2 separate regions of the Homo sapiens genome follow, and region 1 is linked to region 2. Evidence: chromatin loops called from intact Hi-C (ENCODE). Cell type or tissue: endothelial cell of umbilical vein. All regions are shown on one strand.

Region 1 (8,000 bases), 680 kb before region 2:
TGGGTACAAACCAGCAGAAAGTATTTTAAGGTTATTTTGGATAAGAGGCCAAGTGACTAACACAAAGAAAACAATAGGCTCAGCATTTCTAAAGATGTAATAGTAAATACGTCAACTCATGCGGAAAAATGTCAAAATTTTCCTACTAGGAAGCATTCCTCCTAGGAATGCAGTCACTGAAGGCAATATAAAGACACCAACATTTATGCCATATTTACCAGAATATGAATTATCTATTTATCTATTTATCCATTTAACACATCTGCCCAATTAAACCTAGCTATCACCTCAAAGTGGGACTATTTAGAACATTTGAATTTTAGAGACTAGGGGCTAGCCAACATGTCTCGTTTCAAGTTCAGTTTGAGTGATGAGGACCATAGGAAGGCTGCTTGGGTCACTGCAGTGGGAATTCGGAGGCCTCACACTGGCTCAGCAGGGAGAGTCTGTGGTCTGTGATTGCTGCCTGTCATGACCAGGGTAGAGGGAGGGAGAGGGGTATAAGCCCAACTGCCAGTCATTTGATTTTCTGATTCAGTCCATCTTTCTCAGTCTACAGTTGAGGAATTGAGACATAGGGAGCTTACTCTTAGAAATAAAGAGAGAGAGGACTTGGCTGAAGAGTAGACAGATGCAAAGTTGCTTTTTTTGTAGAATGCGGGTATCTTGATACTCAGTTCCCTGCATTTTCTTTCCCCCATTGCTCTCCAAATACTAATTATTTTAAATTTTACAAAATAAAACTAACTGTGTAACTAATGAATGTACTGAAAACACAGTTCACTTCGACAATAATATGGTCCTAGATGGAATGAATCAATTCGTTCTACCAAAAACCTCTTAGTGTTTAAACATATTCATAAATCGATGCAAGCTTCTAATATCTACCTTTCTGAAAAAAAATAAAAAAAACATTTCTTAAAACTTAATTTCTCTCTGTAGGACATTTACTTCTGCAAGTATACTCTTTTTCGTAGGCCCCCTTCCTTAGGCTTCTCTCTTTCTGTTTAGAGAGTTTAGAAATCTAACTGACTTAATCCCATTCAGTGTAATACTAAAACTAGTAATGAAGTGTAGAGGAACCATTAATGTACCGACTTCCCCTAAAACTGCACACCAAAATGCCCTTGAGTAATCTCAAATCACTAGCCACATTCCCTTGAAGCTTACAAGAAGTATGGAATACCCATTGGCCCAGCATTTACCTTCTATAACCACAACCAATACAGAATTACTTTTTAGAAATCCAAATGAAATATTTCGGGTAACCAAGTAGTTGTTGCAATTGTAATCACTGGATATCTAGTATCTATACTAGATATCCAATATAAAATATCCCAGTCCTAATAGATGTTATTCTTTACCTATTATTTCCCCTTGTCACTTAACCCTTTTTCACCTTTTATTCAGATATATTTATTCTGAAACTTATTTGCAAGATAAGAAAGCAACTGTCTCTACAAAAAGGTTTCTGATGAGGAAACACATGAGAACCATGACAATCATTACAATGGAAGTACCTCATGCGTACTTGGATTCTTCCATCATATTTCCCAGAACTATTTATACTCTTCATTGGGAAATCAATGGCATGCCTCTATTATGTGAGTCTTTGTTGAAAATGTTTTAACACAGACTACCTTTTTAAAAATAGCATGGGGAAGGGCAGTCATGAGACATATTTTATGACTTTTATGGCTTTGCCTCTCCAGCTGCCCATTGAAGAGATATTTTGGCTCAGGTTTACCTATCATGGCAGCATGGGCCCATGGGGACCCATGGAAGGCTGTAATGAGGGGTTCCATTAACCAGTTTCATTATTTCAGAAGGCCTAAGGGAATAGCACATTCACCAATAATAAGGCTACTAAAGCTAGAATGTCAAATTACTTTGCTTTGGGGCAAAATCTTATCAATTTCCTATGAAGACTCTTATTACCTCATGCTGATCAGAGTCTCTGATTGGCAACTATGTATGTGTCTGATTAATAAAGTGTGAAATAAAAACAAATGAATTGTTTTGTTTGGACATTAATTTTTTTCAAAACATACAGTCCCAGACATAGAAGATAATTTCAGACAAGACTAATTTACACCAAGTGTTTAATGTCAATCTAATATCTTGAATAATAATGGTGATGATGACACAAAAGCTAAAACTTACATAGCACATTCTGAGTACCAGGTACTGTTCTAAGCATTATACAAACACTAATTTATCCAATCATCACAACAGCCATATTAGGGCCAATTCTAGGCCAAAGTAAGGTTATAAAATAATAACTGAGGACCCTGAGAGAGAGGGCAGTCCAATATTATGCTATTATGTCACAGTCATACGGAGTAACTGCTGAAGCAAGAATTTGAAAACCAGCACTAAAGCCTCTGAATCCAGTCTCTTAAGTCCCCCTTTCAGGAAATACTCTGATTAGGGTCTCACTTTTTATTATAACAAAGATAACAGCACACAGTGGCTTACTCAACTGTAAAACTAGGATTATCACTAGTTTCTTCAAGAGTTATTGATAAAATTAAATAAGTTAACTTTTGTAAGCCTGTAGAACAACACCTGGCACAAGGTAAGTTCTGTTTGAACAATTATACTCTTCAAATGACAAAGCTTTTTTTCCTCCCCTTGAGTGCAAATCAAAGTCCTGAGGCCAACCCTCTCACCTGTGTTCAGTATCGGTAAAAAATTAATTTTGAAAATGACTTTGCTTTTGTCTAATTACCAATATGCAAGGAAATCCACTGGCTGCCTAAAAATAAACCATTAACTCATCATACTGGTAAAAGCTCAGCATGAACACTCTCTTTGCGAGCAGGAAGAGGGAGGTGAGGAGGATGACACCATGACATGTTGAGTTCAGAGGCATGAAACCAGGCACCTGAGCCCTGCTGGGGACACTTGCTGAGTTTTCCTTTCTTTTCTGCCTCTTCAGAAACACCCCTGTGAGAATGGTAATTTACCACTAAATCTGTGAGCATAGAAAGAAACTTTTAAACTGTAACACGCACATAAGATATGAATTCCTGGGACAAGCATATCATTGCATAATATAGCTCAGTTTTAATAAACCTCCATCCATTGAAGCTCCATTGTGGAGGAGAGTAATTCCACGGCAGCTTTGAAGTATACTCCCTTAAAGAAAGTAAGAGAAAAGCCATTGTTTATTTTACTACTATTTAAGAGTTAATGAGAGATTTGCACCTGTACAGCTGTTGTGGACTGAAACTAGCTCATGGAGTGAATGTGTTTTCTGCTTGAGACAGTTGTAAATGCCTTGAGTAAAAACACTGAGGACTGCTAATGGATAGGTTTATTTTAAAGCATGCCATCTGCTATCAATCATAGAGAAGTATAGGAAGCAAGTTTGGCTGGGCTCCCTCCTTGCGAGCCTGATAAAGACAGGGCTCCAGGACTCGGGAACATTGAGTCCTCAAGAGAATAAAACATCAAACCTACTCAGCAGCTCCACTAACAATAATAAAAATGCCTCTGCCTAAAGGTGACATTCTGAATTTACGATTATTTGTGTCTATAAAGTGTATTCTTTGGCTCCTGACTCATTCTGACTGTCTCACTCCGAGAACAATACATTAAGCCTGCCTGGAGTAAATGGAAATCCTATCCTTTTATTAAACCAGCAGCCAGTACCTGAGACGATCTAATGCCCTGTAGAATCACAGGAAGCTTTTCAGTTCTGTTTTGTTTCTTTGTAACTATTTTTCATAAGAAACTTACAAACAACATCTATGTTAATGCACTAAAATATATAAGTGACGTAGGCAAGTATATGTTTCTTAAAAGACAAAATAAAATAAAATAAAAGATTAAAATGGAACTAATTCTTACTACTCTATCATGCTCCCATTACAATGCGGTTGGAAAATTACCTGTGAGAGATATGTTATGGTAAAATTTAGAACCCGTTGCTCAGAACTGTTTGTATTCTTCATGCTGTATGAACCAAGCATACTTTCAAGAGGACAAACGTTATTTTCTCGGAAATCTTCCAGCAATGGAATCATAACCAATATTGCTTTCAAAAATGGATCCCAAAGTATTCCTTGAAAAATGCCGAGCCTGGCTTATTAAAAGTGCTGCCTGCTGAAATCCTCAGTGGACAAAATGAGCTGTGGTGGCACTGGCACCTTCTACAGCTTATAATGTTAGATTCTGCTTCAAATCTGCAGCTTAATGTAAGTCTATTGCTAGCCTGGAATATGGAGTTGTGACTGTTTGGGGAAAACCCACCTGGCCAGCAAACTCATGAGCCTAATTAAAGTTAATAGAGAAATTAAAAGAGGACAACACTGCCTCAGTAGTGATAAGAAGAAATGTATAAGGCAATAGAAATTCAGGGCAAGAACTTAGATTTTTACATTATGCATTTGTTAGAAATACTTCTTTTTTAAAGACATGAAAAAGAAATTGGTATTATTTGACTTGCCATATACATGATTTTTGTGCTAAAGAAAATTAATGTTTTAGGTTAAATCGTATGAAATTGGAAAATACTTAACCAATAAGCATACTTCAGATCTGCTGTGTATCAGAACTTTGCTAGGCTCTACGACAGCAGGAAAGTAAAAGGCATTATCTCTGCCCGTCATGGAGAAAAAGGTTTAACACATTCAATAGAATTTTAGAACATCATAGAGCCAATCTTAAGAGCTAAATTATTAGGTAGAGAGAATAAATGCTATAAGAGTTCAGAAAACAGGGAGAGCAACGAAGACTGCAATAGCGAGAAAGACTGGTTAGGAAGACTTTCATCGTTTCCTTAAAAGCAGAAAAAAATATATAAAATAAATGCAGAACATTTATAATAATTCAGACTTAAAAAGATATAAAAGAAATTTACCTATTGAAATTTCAGTGTACTTTCTAATGCAATATGGAATTAAATGTTGAGTCAAGTTATGAAACACACCTAGAGCAGAAGGAAGCACCAACAATGCTTTCGTTCTTTGACAGAGGTTAAAAAATAATGTCCATACTGACAGAGCAGGAAATGTATTAATAGATGCATGAAGCAGGCAAGGGCAGAGGCAGAGTGTGGCAAATTAAAGGGCACCTGCCTCATCTAGAGGCAGCCTCTACCCAGCACGAGCAGGTTAGTGCCAAGAGAGGAAGAGAACCCAGTTTTGTCAGATCTCCAACTATCAAAGAAAGCTGGAAACCTGGCTTTTAAGTTATACTTACCAATTTTGTAAGAAAAAAAAAATCAGGTCGAGCTAAACACCTTACCACTGTGGGACAGATCCACCCATCCTCCTCCGGGCTTCTCAATAGTTCATGTCATAGGGAAACCTGGCTCTTTATTTCTAGGAACCTTAAAAACAAGTCTATAAATGCCACCATTCGCTCCAGTATTACATTTGGAGTCTTTCTGAATGGTGGCACCACCTAAGTCTGCAGAAGGCCGATTCTGTGGGTTATTTTAGAAGAGCCAGTGGGTTTCTGAAAGCTTTGTATGAATGCTAAAGGTTAGTATGTCTCTTACACCAGATTTGAAATCCTGTACAAATAAGTCAGTGGAGCACTAATGAAAAAACTACTGTGATAGGGCCTGTGCTGCTCCGATTAGACATTAGCGGCTGCATCAAGAAGAGAAATACCTGAAGATTAGCACAGTAATTTGTTTCTCTAAACCTGAATCATTTAATCTCTTTTCTTAAGAAAGCAGTGGTCTATGGATATGGTAAAGAATTAAAATTGCATTTATAAAGTGATTTCCAAAAGACTTAAGTTTTTAATAAACAGATGGATCATTTAAATATAGTTAATAAATATTATTCAGAACTTATTACCTTAAATATTCTCTACTTAGAAATTGTAAATATTCACTGTCTCAATTGTGAGAAGGTTGGAATACCAGGTAATATTATGTAATGTTTTCATAGTTAATATTTGTAACATAAGACCTACATATTGTGAAATAGAAGAGTTTAAACCAAAATAATCTATTCTTGTAATTCAGGACATCTCAATTCCATCAATTTAAAGAATTATTTAAATGTTGCAGCCAATTCTAACTATTATAATTCTATACCACCAGGGAAGTGCTTCCAAACATCATGCATTTATTAATGCAGTCAACAAGTATTTATTGAATTCTTACAAGGTTCTGTACTTCGTGTAGGAAAAAAAAATACCTTACTAAAAGAACTTGTCTTACTGGATCGAAAATCATTTATTTTGGTTTATTTTCCTTGCATTTTTGATTAAGCAGTCTGTAATTCAACATCATCCATGTTAAAACGCAAATGCATAAATAGCTACAGGTTCAAACACAGAAACTCCTGCTACATATCAAGGCTGGTCAGACATTGTCCGCATAAAGTGTAAGGCTACTGTCAATGTTGTGTTAATCTTTTTGAATTCAGAAGATTAAATGAACCACAATACAAGAGACAGTTGAGCATTTGGTGGGTAAATATGCCAACCAAATTATCAAAACTCAAGTCAAAATCAATGACTTAATGTAAACAAAGAACAACATTAAGAATTATATGCATTCAGTTTCTTGGAATGGACTTGTGCTAGGACATGTTCTGACTTTATCATAAACCAGCTACAACTACAATAGACGAAATATCACCTCTCTGTGCTTCTTGTTTCTTTACTGTGAAAGTAGTGAGCGTGACTAGTTGGTCTCTAAACCTCTGCCCTGCCTAGGATTTCTTTTTTTTTTTTTTTTTTTTTTTTTGAGATGGAGTCTCACTCTGTAGCCCAAGCTGGAGTGCAGTGGTGTGATCTCAGCTCACTGCAAGCTCCGCCTCCCGGCTTCACACCACTCTCCTGACTCAGCCTCCCGAGTAGCTGGGACTACAGGCGCCCACCACCACACCAGGCTAATTTTTTGTATTTTTAGTAGAGACGAGGTTTCACCGTGTTAGCCAGGATGGTCTCGATCTCCTGATCTCGTGATCCACCGGCCTCAGCCTCCCAAAGTGCTGGGATTACAGGCGTGAGCCACTGCACCTGGCCTGCCCTATCTAGGATTTCTTATTGGGGTTTAAACAATTTCTCTTCTGTGGTGGTTAGACCTATGAAAGAAAAATGTTTTATTAAATATATTTTAACATTAGATATGTTCATACTTTGAAATATTTATAGATTGGGTAAACATTTTTCTTTTATATGTCTAATAAATTGCATTTTCCTCATTACAAGAAAAAGTTTTCTCTATATAATATCTATCTATCTAGCCTATCTGTCATCTATCTATCTATCCGTCCATCCTACATGGAATGCCAATCTATAGAGAAAATCACTGCTACAACTTTAGTATATTTGCTGTTAGTGATTTACTCTATAGAAGAATACATATATATTTAAAGGAAGTTGCCACAAAACTGTGTTAGTTTCTTATTCTTTTTTCCCTTCACTCTACATTAGTTAAAACCTTATCCCCATATCATTGGATATTCTTTAAAAACACAACTGCAAAATCTTTAATTAGATGAACATGCTGTAGCTGATTAACTGTTCTCCTGCTGTTGGACATTTAAGTTGTTTTCACTTTTTCTCTGGCAACAAAAATCTTACCTAATGAATCTTAGTGTACACCTACGAACATGACCTTAAAATCAATTCCTAATATGACAATTTTAAAGTTCTTGACTTGTAGTACTACAATGCCATCCAGAAAGATTGTGTAAATTCACTCTGCCACCAGTGTAAAAGACTGCCTATTTCATATTAACACAGTGATGTGTATGACATCAATATAATAGTTGGCCCATCACAAGAGATTACATGTTACTCCCTAGGAAGCAACAGGGGAAGTAGTGTCACTGTAGTGTCTAGTTTTCTCTATTGTATTATTTGAGAATGCTTTAAAGCTTACAACTAGGCACTCTGCACACCCCTTATGCACACACACACACATACACACACATACAGCCCCATAGTCATACACATACAATGAACCTTCTGATGATGGCAAACAGACTCCCATCAACACACACACTCAAGGAAGGGAGGACTTT
Region 2 (8,000 bases):
TGCTTAAAGATTAACAAAAATGTGCTGAATAATGAACTTTATAGATCATATCACTTCCAATCCATTCAACAGTATTCCTCCCTGTTTCTATATAAACATACCTTCCAGTCCACATATGTTGTTCTTACCGTCCATGGAATTTACTCTCTATTGTGTCAGGTGCTTTGAACTTTTTTCTTCAACCAGATTGTAAGCTTCTGAAAGGCAGAGGCCCTTCCCTTTTTATACTTTTCTAGGCTTCCACACCTAGCAGAGTTCTGAGTAGAAACATACCAAAGTGCATTTGGTACTTATTTAACAAACACTTATTGATTTATTTCCTATTGTAATATTATATGCTGGATTACTGAGCACTTTTATATCAGTGGGGCTGAAGTAGAAATAAAAATTAGCTGACCATAAAACACCAGCAGGGACAGGAGCAGGGTGAGCATTTCCTTTTTTACCTTCTAATTCTATTTAAACAGTAAACTACAGTTTTCTGGAATGAGTTTGTGACGATGAGGGTCTACCTTGGGAAAATGTCTGGCTTCCTTGTCTATCAATTTAGAGGCTGTACCAGTGAGTGTTGATCATCTTCCAACTCTAAGGTGCCAAGTTCTGTATGTCCTGTTATTGACTCCTGCTACAATCCTAAAGTCATCTTGGACTTCATTCTCATCTTTGATTCTTACATATACTCAGTGAACCCAAGTCTTTCCTTAGTTGCATTTACGACCAACGATTCTTTTAAATTCTATTTGCTTCATCAGAACTGGACAAGGCTATGGTCCCCCTGTCTTGTCCTCCTTTCCCCATTGCAAGTCCACCCAGATGATTTCCTATTAGAATAAATATCTCAGGCTCAAATTTAGGCCCCTTATCAATGATCCTACTCTATTATTTCAGCTAGTTTTCTGTTGTTTCTAAAATGAATCTCCTGTTTTACCTCAGCTGATCTCCTATCTTTTTCTTGGTTATTGATGTGCTTATTTTCTTCTTAACTTCTTTATTTAAGCAATTTCCTTTACCTTTTTTCTCCATAAGGCAACCTAAATTCTAAATTTCACTTTTTGTCCTTTTTTGTTGTTATTGTTAAGAAGTCTTCCCTTAATTTACATGGATTATTTTCCATCTTAAAATTGGTAATTTACAATCGAATCCTTCGTTAGTAGTGTTGAATTATCATTTTGTGTTTCATATTTTACCTTCCCGGTGATGCTGTAATTTTCTTGGCAATAGGGTCTTAATAATTCTTACAATTAGGCAAAGACCTTGTCACCACCGAGGATGAATGCATTTGGTTGGTTCATGGCTCCGGAGGTCTGGCCAGAATTGCCTGGATCATGCAGATGAACCCTGACTGAGATGAAAGTTGTGCAACAGGAATCCTTGAAACCAGTGGGACAAAACAGCTTCGACAGAAATACCTTCCTAGCTAATGCCAAGTGCAATTTTATACATCACTCAGACCATGTAGGCAAAGCTGCAAAGTCAAGGAATTTTGATGTTGAATAGCTTTATATAAGTGTTAAATATTAACATGAGCCAGATGCTGGCAGGTATGTGAGACAGAAAGTCTGAGTTTGAACCCTGGCTTTGTTTCCAATTAAGCTGGGTAATATTGGGTAAACAACTTACCCTCTCTGGGCTTCAGTTCTTAATCAGATTAAAAAAGATTTAAAAATTTTTTTCATTTTAAAATGAAAGGATTAGACTCCCAATTATTTTAAGAACCAGTTTAATTATAAAATTATGTAATTCTATTTTTAAAACAATGAAATGGCAGCCATAAACTTTAGGATTTTTCAGATATTGTGGTTCGATTTAGAATTTTTCCATTTTACAATGGGTTTATCTGGATGTAACCCCATGGTAAGTTGAGCAGCTTCTTATGACTTATGATGGGGTTATGGTTTCTACTGAATGCACATACATTTCATACCATCCTAAAGTTGAAAATATTGGAAGTCGAGGACCATCTGCTGTGTTGCTAGCATTAAATGCAATTTTGGCTTACAATATTTTTAACCTACATTGTGTTTATTGGGAAGTAACCCCATCGTAAGTGGAGAAGCATTTTGTATTTTATTCTGTGTAATAGGATTTACTAGTTTCATGTGTAGTCAGAACACTCACTTTCAGGTTTTGGCATTTACTCTTTTCTGTTTCTCAATTTGTGTGAAAGTGGATGGACAGATGGTTTATTAGGCTTTCAAATGCTTACAATGCTGTTGTTCAATTCAACAATGGTTTTAAACTTTGAATGTCCACACAGAGCTGGATTTTGTTTGGAACGGAAGATAGTTTCGACGCTTCAATTTAAGGATAAGAATGTTTACTCACATAACTTAAAGCAACTTGTGGATATAAGTACAAAGACCTAATCGATTTCCTTTATTTTGGTATGTTTCCTAATTCATTTCCACATCACAGCCTAACTCTTCCGAGTTGCAGTTTTAAAAATGAAGTTACTTAATAAACCAGACATCCAGTTATATTTGCATGTTTTGCCTTCACCAGAGTCATTTAACCTACAACCTCCTTCCAGATACAAAAACCTTTACTTTAGAAAGGATCCTTTACTTCATAAAGGAATTTAACGAAGGGACACATTCCTCACTTTACAGTCAAGAACACCTGGGACTTCCTGGTACTCTTTCTACTATGTATTCTATAAATAAAAGAGCTAAAGTGAAATTAGGTCGCAGCGAAAAAACATCCAACATTTGTGAATTTTAAGCCCCAACAGAAAATCCCATTCCTTGAAATTCAAGTGGCAATGAGAATATTATTGCATAAGGAAAATATAGATGGAACTATGCAAGTCAAATGATGGTCTCCACTGCTGTCGCTTTGCTTTGTGATTTTTAATTACTCAATGTGACTCTCCTCGTGTAAATGGGACCGCGAATATGCAATTATTGAATACTCAAACTGCATCAGAAGTGTGTGGAGTAGTCAGAACCGAAAGGACGGGAAAAATGGAGATAAAGGAAAGCATGAGCCTTGCCAGGAGGGAATCGAGGAGGTCCAGAAGGAGGGATATTAAGAGGCATTGGCAAAGCAGCTGTGGAGGAGCTCCGGGCTGCAGAGCAGGTAGAGGTGTCGGCAAGGGAGCCAGGAACCCGCACAGGGGCCCTGAGGCTCTAGTAGGCCGGGGAGTGGACCAGGAAAGGAGATGCAACGGGCCGGCTGGAAAACTGCACGGGGAATCCGAGGTCGACCTAATGAACAGCACAGACCTTCCAGAAGGAAAGAGAAGGTGACTATGCGAGCTTAGAACAGGACTAGGAGGTTGGGGAAAGAGTACGAAAAAGCTGAAAGGGCGGACAGGGTGCTGACGAGATGGGAAAGGGCGCACAGGGAGGTGGGGAGCAGTGCGAGGCCGGGGGACAGTGGGCAGGTGCGAGGAGCCGAGCCCGCGGGCTGGGGCGGAGCGATTCGCGCGGGCGGGAGCGCCGCTGACTCAGGGACCTCGCGCCAGCGGAGTCCGGGCGGCGCAGAGAGGCGGAGCCTCGATTGCGCGGGCGGGCCGAGGGGCGGGACCAGCGCCTGACGCGCCCGGAGGCCGAGGCGGCCGCGGGCCGGGAGGGGCGGCGGCATCCGCGGCGGCCGCGGGGGAGGGGCACGGCGTCAGCGCGTCGCCGGCTGGGCCGCGCCGGTGGCCAGGAGGGAGAGACAAGGAGGAGGAGGAGGAGGAGGTGAGTAGGCTCCGGGCTGGGGAGCCGCGCGGGCCAGCGGGGAGGCGGGGAGCGCGGCCCCTCCCCTCCCCTCCCCGGCGCCCGCCTCGCGGGGCCGCGCTGCGCGGAGATCCCAGAGGGGCAGCAGCGGCGGCTGCGGCGCGGGGAGCCGGGGGCGGGGGGTGTGGGGGAGGCGGAGCTGAGAGCCGCGCGCTTCCCGGGCGCACGCGCTGCGCTCCCTGCGCCGCCGTCCGCACCGCGCTCGGAATGGGGCGTCACGCCGTGGCATTTTGTGCCTTCTGCAAACTGGTCGTGTTCGAATTGCGTTTTTTTGGTGCCTACATGTCGTGCGTGCTGGTTTTCTGCGGCCCGGCGCTCCGCTTCTTCCTCGCGCAGGCTGAGAGGACGGGTGGGGGCACGTCGCCCTCGCGCGGGAGAAGGGAGGCCGGGCGTCCGGGTTGGCCTGAGTTGGCTGGGGTGCTTCGCCGACCACCAGGCTGCCCGGCGCTTGGCCCCTTGCAGTGCGAGCCCCAGGCCTTCCTGACGGAAAGCTTCGCTTCTGGCTCCTAGTCGCCCTCAGTTACCAGACCTCCCCAGCGCCCCACTCCTCTCTGCCAGCCGAGTGTGAAGACCCTCACTGTGCCCCCCACCCCGGAATCCCTCGTCTGAGGATTAAGCACATAACTTCCCATTTTCATCGGGATCCAGACAATCCCATTCTGTCCAGGTGGAAAGATTCTCTGAATTTAAGTCTTGGGAATGCAGCAGCGAAATTTAACCTTTAGTCCCGAAGTAGTTTTTTTGCCTTCTCTCGCACATACAACTTTTAGAGTCTTCTGACAACTGTGCTGCTTTAGGTTATCTTGAGATTCTTAAGTTAATGCCTTGAGGCCGTGTGATGGGAGTTTCAAAGAGAAGGCTTTTACAGCTTTTCTTCCACCTGTATCGCAGTTTGAAATGGAAAACGTGAGTTGATGATGATTTTCCATACGAGATGGATTTCAGTTTGCAGCCCCGGCTGCCGTGGCTCACTTGGTTATTTGGTGCCTACCCCTGAAGTTGATTTTAAAGCTTAAAATAGTGGTTAGGTAAAGGAGCTGCTGAAAAAGAAGTTCAGTACAATTCAATAGAGCCATTCTATTGGCTTCTATTAACGTGTTTAACCTTAAGCTTTAACCATGACAGGAGTTTCATGTAGGAACCCACATACCAAGTGAAATATTGAATTTTAATTAGTGCGTTCCAGGTCTGACTTGGATTAGATTCTTCTCGGCTCCCACTCCCTTTTGGTATACATTTTCCTTAGGGTCCTGTACTGTATTTAATGAAACAGTTTTAGTATTGAGGATTAGAGGAGTACCTCTTGAATCACGAAACTTTCTTTGACATGCTTGAAAACAATGAATAGGTAAAATCTGAAGCATGATACTTGCAATAAGGTAGGAAATAGTAAATTTTTTAACATCACCAGTTTGCAAAGGTTAAGATGGCTTCTTTAGTCTTGATTTGAAAATTGTGTTGGCATTTTAATCTTATGCATCACAGAAATACAGAATTTTCGATGTTTAAGGAACATTAACAGTATAATCCAATCCCATTATTTTATAGAGAAATTAAGAATCGAAGACAGTTTCTTGATGAGATTTAGCAGGAGCTGAATAGAACTAGTAGTCTTCATTAACTAAACACTTAACTAGGTAATTCAGACCTCTTGTACTAAAGTTTGTTTGATTATGGTACTAAAGTTTGTTTGATTATGGTATCTTAAAAAGCCAAGTAATTAAATGAAATTTTTTTCCTTAATTTATGATTTGGACCCATTAGATTAAAATGCCATGAATTGTACATAGTTAGGAAGTATTTACATTCTGTGAGTTTAAACATTACTTTCCAGTGTTTTTGAATTAGCAATTATCTTGCGCTTCAAGAATCGATTCATATTTTTGATTCGGATAGCCTACGTCACTTCCAGCAGATTGGTATTTTAAGAGTCTTAGAGTTATGGTGTATATAAACCGTGGTTTAGTCATGTGTCATTTAATGACAGGTATGTTCTGAGAAATGTGTACTTGTGGGAGCATCATAGAATGTACTCACACAAACCTACATGGTATAGCCTACTTCACACCTAGGCTATATGGTATATAGCTTATTAGTCCTGGGCTACATCCCTGTTCAGCATGTTACCGTACTGAATACTGTGCCTAAACACACCTAAACTTAGAAAGGGTACAGTAAAAATACGGTATTATAATCTTATGGGACCACAGTTGTATATTCGATGTTTTGTTGACTGAAATGTCATGTGATGCATGACTATCACTTAGGAAGGGAAATCCTATCACATGTAATAATCTAATTCCAGCACGCCCAATCTCGCATTTCAAAGTGGACCTCAAGTGCATGAGTCCTGAAGTTCTTGCTGTGGTGCGATGAATTTTTTACATCCCAGAGTACAGTGTTTAGTGTAGACATTTAGTAAATACTTGTTGGCCTGTGCGCACTTTCCTGGTAGGCGCTTCGTGAAAGTTCGGCTATGTCCTACTCATCTGTGTATACCTGTTATCATGTGTAGTGGGTACTCTTTAAATGCTTATGATCTTGTTGGGCTTAATCTAATTTTTGAAGGTAGCAGAGTGCCTGGAAGTCCTGAATCATGATATAGTAAACTTGAACTAACTCAGTTCCTTTTTTGTGTTGAACCAGGTACGCTGTTAGGTTGAATTCCAATATTGAAAGAGGTAGCAGGTGTCAGATACTTTAGAAAAATTGGGAGAAGAAACTTCACACTGCTAATTTTGTTCTGTAACTTATGTTAGTCACTCTGATATTGGGAAAGAACATTATTTTAGTAATAGAACACCTTAGGTGAGCTAAAATAATACAATGTTTCCATGAGAGCAAAGTGTGACAACCTGAATTGAGTGACCCTCTGACTGTTACCATAGGCCACGTTTTACAATTTTGGTTTTATTTTATAAGGATATGTTTTTCAGCATATAGACCTTTATAAGGAACGTAACTTTACTTCAGAGTTTGGACTACCTTGGCAAATTGTCCCAAATGATATTTTAAATAGTTTTAGGTTGTATTTGATATGTTATGCTTCTTGTTGGTATTACATGAAGAACACTGTGTATTCTTTTACTTATATTCTTACCTCTTCTTTTTTTTTTAATATCAGAATAATAGCATGTTTTTTATTTTTATTTTTTTTTGAGGCAGAGTCACACTCTGTCACCCGGGCTGGATTGCAATGGTGTGATAGCAGCTCACTGCAGCCTCCGCCTCTCTGGTTCAAGTGGTTTCCTGCCTCAGCCTCCTGAGTAGCTGGGATTACAGGAATGCGCCACCATGCCTAGGTAATATTTTTTGTGTTTTTAGTACTGATGGGGTTTCACCATGTTGGCCAAGCTGGTCTCGATCGCCCGCCTTGGCTTCCCAAAGTGTTGGGATTATAAACGTGAGCCTCTGTGCCCTGCCTGGTTATTTTTTAAAAAAAAACTGAGGAAAATTTTCAAGTATTTCTCTTGGAAGTACAAACCAACACTCCATTCTTTGAATCTCCGGAGTAAAATTTGGGCTGAGCAGATGCAGAGCCAATTCCATAGGCTGATTCCTAGTTGAACATGTAGAGTCATAGAGGTAATAGCTTTCATAGGGACGTCTTTGAACTACTTTCTTTTTTTTTCTTTCTACTAATATTACTGAAAGCAGTTGTACGGTAGAGTAGGATGGTGTTTAATTTATAGGAAGCAAATCAGCTCACATCTGTAATTGCTGGTTCTGATGTCAGTCCTAGTCTGCCTGGCCTACTCACTGCCAGATCAGTTTCTTCTATTCAGACCGAAGATATTTTAAGACCTCTGTCACCTACAACGGGAAGGATCTGGAATTATTCTGGTGCCCTGAGCATCCATTGCTCACAAAGGTATGCTGTCTCACTATATCCTTTGGATGTACTCAGTTTGCCTGCAAGATTTTCATTTTTAAAGCACTTTTCTCATAAGGAGTTTTGAAATAATGACAAACACCTTAACTAAGTGTGTGTGAGGCATCTAGAATATTTCAAAATAGTTATAGATGGAGTTAGGATATAGAATCAGACAATTAGTAAGAATATCTAGTGCTTTTCCCCTATGCTGTGTAGGATCACACAAGTCATTTAAACAGACGATAATTTTTTTTGAGTGTTTAAAAAATAACCAGAGCCAGATGTGGTGGCTCATGCTTGTAATCTCAGCACTTTGGGAGGCCAAGACTGGTGGATCACCTGAGGTAAGGAGTTCGAGACCAACATGGCCAACATGGTGAAACCCCATCTCTACTAAAAATACA

Evidence for each region. Peaks named below come from ENCODE experiments on the same cell type or tissue, not always from the same donor. Only the 100,000 strongest peaks of a DNase experiment are listed, where the experiment ranks them.
Region 1: a loop joins it to region 2, with 4 times the contacts of the local background. A loop is called at or near these places in 2 of 110 quality-filtered maps.

What each region holds. Positions count from the first base shown.
Region 1 is chr2:145,007,866-145,015,865 of GRCh38, reverse strand. The region is part of intron 3 of TEX41 (testis expressed 41); the gene reads right to left. All of the region lies in intron 1 of LOC100505498 (a long non-coding RNA gene), which reads right to left. Among named protein-coding and RNA genes, the nearest start is that of LINC01966, 130 kb to the right of the region's middle. RefSeq lists an enhancer at 7,831-8,000. In endothelial cell of umbilical vein, no CTCF peak of the experiment used is centred here; a DNase peak (open chromatin) is centred at 3,555; H3K27ac peaks cover 2,552 bases.
Region 2 is chr2:144,328,122-144,336,121 of GRCh38, reverse strand. QTMAN (queuosine-tRNA mannosyltransferase) reads left to right here and starts at 3,610. Exons shown (of 12, transcript NM_001376312.2): 1 at 3,610-3,683. RefSeq lists an enhancer at 2,977-3,554 and a silencer at 3,336-3,935. In endothelial cell of umbilical vein, a CTCF peak has its summit at 4,094; DNase peaks (open chromatin) are centred at 3,541, 4,031 and 4,641; H3K4me3 peaks cover 1,863 bases; H3K27ac peaks cover 1,718 bases.